Regions from separate parts of the Homo sapiens genome. Here region 2 is linked to region 1. A link is a contact called in ENCODE Hi-C or POLR2A ChIA-PET data. All regions are on one chromosome and are shown on one strand. The core of a region is the stretch at or near the end of the contact, and the rest is flanking DNA. Distances in the headings are between cores, read along the strand shown.

Region 1 (3,515 bases), core at 383-2,882:
GTGCAACCCCCAACTTTTAAAATGCATGTATTTAGTTTTTAATTGGGTGTCGACTTTGACACAGTAAAAGGTTTTCATTTGCTATTATGTGAGAAGAATCTACGCACATAAACTGCGTGTTCAATGTGCGGAAGCAGGGAGTAGGGGTCCGCCCACCCCCCACCCCGCACATGGGTGAGGACTGTTCCATGTGCAGGAGCAGAAAGCAGGGGTCCACCCACCCCCCACCCCACACATAGGTGAGGACTGTTCCATGTGCAGGAGCAGAAAGCAGGGGTCCACCCACTCCCCCACCCCATATGTGGGTGAGGACTGGACCCTATTCATTTCCTTTCTTCCCTTTTCTGATCATTTTTATGACAAAATATAGCAAAATGGAAAAACTGCGTAAGCAATGCTGGTTTTATGAAACATCAGCGTTCACCTACATTTGCTTCAGACTTTCTTTTAAGGAATAAAATATATGAAAGGCAGGGAGGAGAGCTAAGTCAGCAAACTCGCAAACTCGGAGAAAAGAGAACGGGGCCTGGCTTCTTGAAGAAGACTCAGCTGGCGGGCTCCCTGCTGTGGGCACTGGGGGCTACGGGTCCGGCTCTCACAAGCACGGCGGTGCTAAATGCTTTCCTGAACACACAGTCTCGTGAATGACTGTCAGGTTGCGGTTCCCTCTTCCGCGTTCATGGCTGTGATTGGCACGCGGTTCTCCTGGGACCAGTGCCCTGCAGTGACTTCCTAGAGTGCCTCAGGTGAGCGGGCCCGTGCTTTCCAGGGATAAACACAACTTTGTTCTTCTAAGTTACACAGTCAGCACCCATGGGTGAACCCATCGGGGAAGGCATACACTTGTATAATGTAGAAGAACAAAGTTGCATTTATCTCCAGGAAGGGATAAAGTTAGAAAAACAAAATAGCATCAACAACGACCATGTTATTTAGAATGCTGGTGTCTATATTTGTAGGTGAAACTGGTCTCTCTCATATTCTTTCTGTTTGGTCAAACAGAGACATTTTAGCTTGAACAAATAAGCACAGGGAATAAGTAACTGCACAGCGTTGCATCTTGGAAGCTGGGTTATTGCCTACGTCTCGCCTCATTTATCCCTGTGTGGGGGGCCTGGGTGGGACCCCTGCTTATAAGATGTGCTGCTGTCACCCAAGGTCCCATGTAGAAACAGGGTCCCACCACAGGCGCTGGGCAGAGGCCTGACCCGCTGCTGGCTTTAGCGCATCCCCCTCCATTTCTAATTTCTCACAGATGGAGGGAGGGGGCAGCATTGTAAACGTCTGGTGTTAATCTCTTTAAAAACCGAACATAAAACAACTTTTAAGGGATTTTTTTTATTAACTTCAAAAACATGACATGCCCGCATTTCCACTCCTCATTCAGTTCCCAAAGAACATTCATGGCTCCTGCTGTGTGCCAGGTGCTGTGGGAACGGGCCCAGGGCAGCCGCTGGGGCGCCGAGGAGCACAGGAGCTGATGGCAGGCCCAGGGGAAGGGCCCACAGTGGGCTGCGTCTCACCGAGGGCAGGGGCTGCCTGAGCAAGGACCCAGAGGTCTGGGTGCAGGTGGAGGGTCATGGGGACGGGGGAGCCCAGAGACCAGCCTGCCATCTGCAATCCTAGAGTGTCACTCAGGCTTGGGGCCGGGAGAGCAGCCAAGAGCGCGAGGGGAAGCAGCAGCAACTCTGGTGCTGGGGAGGACCCAGCTTCTCAGGACAAAGTGGGGAAGGCGGGGCAGGCTCTGCACACCCAAGGTTGGCTGGCCGAGTGGAATTTTCTTTCTTCAAACTTTTCTCAGATTCCCCTGAATCTGGAATCACAGGACATCTTAAAAGGAAACCCAAGTTCATGTTTGCTCCAAAGCATCTAATAGAGATGACACTAACATGATCTTGATGCAAATGCCACCGAAGCTATTTCATCAGGGTCAGAGGCAAAATTCAGTGTACTGAAATTCCCATCACAACGCAGGCACCTGGCCAGATCTGAGCCCGGGGTGGTCAATGCTGATGTGGGCCAAGGGCCCCCACCACCTGGGAGTTTTCAGAAATGGAAAATGATCACAAGGTTCCTCACAGGGATGCCGGCCAGCATTCATCATTGAGCGTGGAGGAGATGCGCTCACTTGGATGCCAAGGAGGACAGGCAGCGCCCTCTGAAGGTAAGAATTGCTCCCTGGATGTAGCCTCATCTGGATAACCTACACAACTCATCTTTCCATCCAGTCTACTCAAGAGCTATTAATGCTTTAATTCCTAAGGCATTCATTCTTTAATCTGTTCCTTAAGCTGTTTTCTTGGAGATTTGTACAAGTTCTGCAAATTAATTCAAATTTCATCTTAAAAGGAATTTGTCAACTGGACTGAGAGACAATCAAAACAGTCAGACACGGAACATGCTGAGCGCCACGCTGCTGCCGGGGAATTCTCTTCTGAAGCTTGGGTGACGCTCCTGCCCGCCTCACAGGCACACAGCTGAACCTCCTGTGCGTGCATCACCTGAACGGTCACAGCTCGACCCAAGTCTGCTCTTAAATTCCACCACCTGTGAAACAGCCAGCGAGCAGCCTGGCCCAGCACTCCCCACTCCCAAAAGACAGGACCCTATGGGGGAAGAAACTGCTGCCCAAATCTTCTGAATGTCGCTTACAAACTCCTTTTTCTGCTAAAACCTTCCATTCTGTGACAGCACAGAGAGGATGATGCAGACTGCAGCTGGGAAGCTGCTTCCTACTCCTCCAGGCCCCTGCTGGGTCACCCTAGAGCTGCCAAGGCCAGCAACTGAGGAGGAGGAGGGCAGGCAGGCAGGGCTCCTTCCAGCCACTCCAGCTTCTCCAGCAGTTTAGCGCATGCTGGAAGGTGCTGGCGCTGATCCGCCCCTGGCAGTGCTGGTGAGAGAGGCAAGTTACTCCTCGCAGATCTGTGTCTCCAGCTCGGTGCGCGTCTCCCTACGGACATGGAAGAGTGCGGGTCCCCTGAGGAGCAGGGAGGCGAGGGGCCCTGCAGAGCAGCCACCTTCTGCTGAGAAGGAGCCTGGACTCACTGGCACAGTGCAGCCAGAGGGGGCTTCGGTGGGCACCGAGGCTGGGGAGTCGGGCTCACCAATGCGCAGAATGCTGTCGCTGTTCTCACTACGGCACCTCCTGCATTTTCACTCATTGTGGGGAAGGGATGTTCACACTGCCTTGGTTTACCGGACTGCCACGTGAAACTCCACTATCTGCTAAAGTAAGCTAAGAGCAGAGCAGAGAAAATCAACAGCAGCACACGCCGCCTGCATCCCATGCGCACCTCCGGCCACGGCCATTGCTCACCTCTGAAGACAATGCTGCATTTATGTTGGATTCAATAACACAAATGGAGCGTTCACAGGGCAAGGAGACCCACCCCAGGGCTCCTGAGGGCTTCCTAATGAGGATCCTGGGAGCCGGGTGGGTGGGGATGAGGCCCAAGCTGTCCCAGGCCCGGCCCCACACACCAGCTGCAGAGATGAGAACCACAATCGCATTCACG
Region 2 (3,510 bases), core at 549-3,048, 59 kb after region 1:
TATCTAAAATGTTTTCAAACAAAATTTTATTTCTAAAAAGTGAAGATGGGGGAGACACACAGATGCCACCACAGCTAGCGTCGTGGGTGATCTGGGTAAAGATTTCCATTCCCAGCCAGGCACAGTGGTTCACGCCTGTAATCCCAACACTTTGGGAGGAATGAGGCGGGAATATTGCTTGAGGTCAGGAATTCAAGACCAGCCTCAGTAACATAATGAGACCCTGTCCCTATCAACAATACAAAAAATCAGCTGGGTGTGGTGGCGTGTGACTGTAGTCCCAGCTACTTGGGAGGCTGAGGCACGAGGATCTCTCGAGCAAGATCACACCACTGCACTACAGCCTGGGTGACAGAGCAAGACCTGCCTCCAAAAATAAAAATAAAAAATAAAAACAAAGAGTTCCATTCTCCACACACTGGCCCCAGCTGTAACCACACAGTACCTGCAGTCCTAGCTCCTGCTTGAGATGCCCCAATCTACCTCCTTGTATTCTAGAACACGCTCTCCCACTGCACAAGGCTCATTATTCAATGGTACAAATGTACATTCAAGATAATCACATCATTATTATTTAATTCAATAGTACTCCAGCACACTCCTCCCTCCAACAAAACCAGCTTTTCTGGATCCTCTAAGAAGCAGGTGTACCATGTGCAGAAATCACTATTACATTTCTGTTATGCACAGAATGAATATACCCTACACATCACAACCTCCCCTACACCAAGACTAACTTAATCTTATCACTATTCCTTTTTATACAACAGAAGCTTCAGTTTCTAAATATACAGTGATTTCTTTGTATTGCATTCTATTTTAATCTTCTAAAAATAGAGCCACCACCAGGAGAAGCGACTTGCTGTTGGATGTTCACTACGCTAATGTCACTGGCAGGATGTGGATTTCTGCCCCTTCCAGACTTTCCAGCTTGTGGTTTCCACATGACGACTGTCATGGTGGTTCCAGGATTCTGGCCGGGAGTGTGGGAGCAGGATCGCCCAGCATCAAAGCCAGGATCCACTCCCAGGAGCCTGTGATGCCACATGAGCCAGCTGATCAGTGTGGGCCTCACCGTCAACAGCCATCGAATGGGTGCCAGGATGCTCTCCAACCTTGCAGGACTGAGAGGACTGGACTAAGCACCCACAAACGTACTCACAAGCCGCAGTGCCACAGATAGCCTATGCCATGGACATGGCCCACGCCACCATGGACACAGCCCACGTCACCATGGACACAGCCCACGTTGTGGGAGCAAGTCCTCTGACTTTCCCCTCCTTCAGCAGATTGGCTGAGAGCATTTCTCAGGTTTTAGCAGAAAGTTAAAGAGAAAAATCAAAAGGCACGAGGGAAAGAGCAGAACAAAAAGGAAGCTGTTGCCTCCAAGAGCTCTCATGTCCCACGGAAGTTCCTTCTTGAGGATGGGAAGATGGTCTGTGCCCGCCACCTCCTCCCCTTGCTTCTCCGCCAAAGGACAAACACTGCACCAAACCAGAGGGCAGTCAATAGGTTAAAATGTTTTCTTAAACGATTTTCCAAGGTTTTAAATGCTTCATAGCTCTAAGAACAGAGTTATCCAAAATTTTAAAAATATAATCCCTTATCTTCTGTTTAATAAAGTTATTTTTGAATTTTGAAGAAGCAGAAATCCGATCATTTCTCTCCTCCCTCCCTGACGCACACACCCTTAAGACCCAGCCTGTTCTCCGCCAGGAACGCACCACCTGCGCTTCGCCGGCCACCGGTTTTGCAACGGAGAGCCCGCTGGCCACGGCGGCCCGCACTGCACACTTCCTAGCAGGCTTCCTGTGTAGCTGGCAGTGTGCCTGGCAGAGCAGAGGCACAACACACATTCCCATCACACTTCATACGCGGCATTAAGCTCATGACATATTTTCATCTTCTCCTAAGATATTAGAGTCTCGGGAACAAATCCACTTCCTATCACTCAACGTGCAACTCAGATGATAAATCTTGTACCACTGCGTTAGCGTGGTAAAAATCAGAATCATACGGCAAAGAAAACACAGAAATTACATCAAAACAAAACAAAGATGCAGCTTTCGTAATCTAAAGCAAATTTCTTTGGTTTTATACCCATAAAGTCCCACACTTGGGCATGAAGGCAATCTTGAATTAAAACGAACACCCCTGTATGCTGTTATGACCGATGTCACATCTAATATTCAGACAACTAGAAAGAAGGGCTAGCCTTTTAACTCAACTACAAGAAAAGAGGAACTGGAAAACAGCAGTGGCTGAATGTGTACTCCTTGCTTTGATGTTCTGAATTAACACGCGCCTGTAGTAAAAGCCAATTTTACACTTTGAAAAGCACAGAGCCTCCTCATGTCCACAACACAGAGCTACAGAACACAGCAAGTCAACCAGAACTTTAGGTTCCCAAACCTTACTGCACTGACTCGATAAGGATCCCTCGCTTCCCACTGTAAGAACAAAGAAACAGTTATGAAGATAGAATAAAATCTCGCCCTAATATTGTAGGCAGAGTTGAATTCAAGAGAAGACCCCAATTACCAGAAAGGAAAGAAAGCAAACGGCCCTCTGAGCAGGTGCACTAAGACCCAGCTGCCTGTTCCTGGGGCCCAAGAGTCATCAGAACTGGAGACAGGCACCAGGGAGCCAGTGGGCGGCTGCATATCTGGGTGGGCAGGAGAGGTGGCCATGAGCGTGGCTTGGACAGGGAACTGGAACTGAGACCCTGTGTCCGGGCAGAACTCTTGGAGGACTGTCTGGTCTATGAAAAGAGAACTAGAAAACCCCACCCACCAGGCCTGGGAAGCAATAGAGGGTTGCTAGGAAGAGGCTTCAGTGAGAATCTAAGACCCTAAACCTGGGTCCCTGTGGATGTGGCCTCCAGATTCATATTCTTTGAGTAGTTCTGGAATCTCAAGTCTAGAAATAAGGGTAAAACTAGTCTAGAACCTGGGAAACCCTGTAGCCCCAGGAAGACAAAGAAAAATAGCTCCTTAGGGCTACACCCACAATCCACAGCACACAAAACACACAAAGAAGGATGAGAGGAAGGGAGGGAGGAAAGTCCCCTGCTGAAGAGTTTACCATGCAAATTTAACATCACAAATGATAGATGGAAACAACCCACCATGTGGGAATCGGCAAGAACAACAAAACCGAGAAATGACTCCAAAATGTCCACAAATATTAAAACAATGTGGAAAAGACAACAAGCTGCGCTAAAAAAAAAAAAAAGTTAAATGAAGAAGAGAAACTATCATGAAGGAAAAAAACCTGGAAATGGGAGATGAGAAGTTTTTAAAAAGAATTAAGTGAATTTTCTATAATTGAGAAGAACAGATTAGATCTAGTTAAAGATAAAAACAGCAAATTAGATATAAAGATAAAACTAGATCTAGATAACTAACCAGAATGCAGCACAAAGATAGGAAAAGATAAAGGAGAGAAGCAAGGATAAAAGAATAAGATGGTCCAACATAGACCTAGTATGAGTTCCTAAAGAATGGAAAA

The links. A loop is a pair of places that touch in the nucleus more often than their neighbours do. ChIA-PET counts read pairs that join two places held with the same protein, here RNA polymerase II (POLR2A).
Region 2: a map of endothelial cell of hepatic sinusoid shows a loop between it and region 1 (7-fold over the local background). The contact joins the enhancer-like site here to the promoter of HDAC4-AS2 in region 1. A Hi-C loop is called at or near these places in 2 of 168 maps with a recorded cell type or tissue (astrocyte of the cerebellum and endothelial cell of hepatic sinusoid) and 1 of 37 single-sample maps with no recorded cell type. POLR2A ChIA-PET finds 5 or more read pairs at or near these places in 3 of 52 experiments (CD4-positive, alpha-beta memory T cell, OCI-LY7 and WTC11).

The regions. Positions count from the first base shown.
Region 1 is chr2:239,192,013-239,195,527 of GRCh38, forward strand. HDAC4-AS2 (HDAC4 antisense RNA 2) reads left to right here and starts at 1,633. Exons shown (of 2, transcript NR_198956.1): 1 at 1,633-2,164; 2 at 2,350-3,515. All of the region lies in intron 3 of HDAC4 (histone deacetylase 4), which reads right to left.
Region 2 is chr2:239,251,198-239,254,707 of GRCh38, forward strand. The region is part of intron 2 of HDAC4 (histone deacetylase 4); the gene reads right to left. Among named protein-coding and RNA genes, the nearest start is that of MIR4269, 53 kb to the right of the region's middle. RefSeq lists an enhancer at 1,226-1,727. Within about 2 kb of position 1,799, at least 15 of the 41 ENCODE cell types and tissues checked have a DNase peak (open chromatin) inside an H3K27ac peak, as active enhancers do; they include OCI-LY7, where a contact is called at or near this core.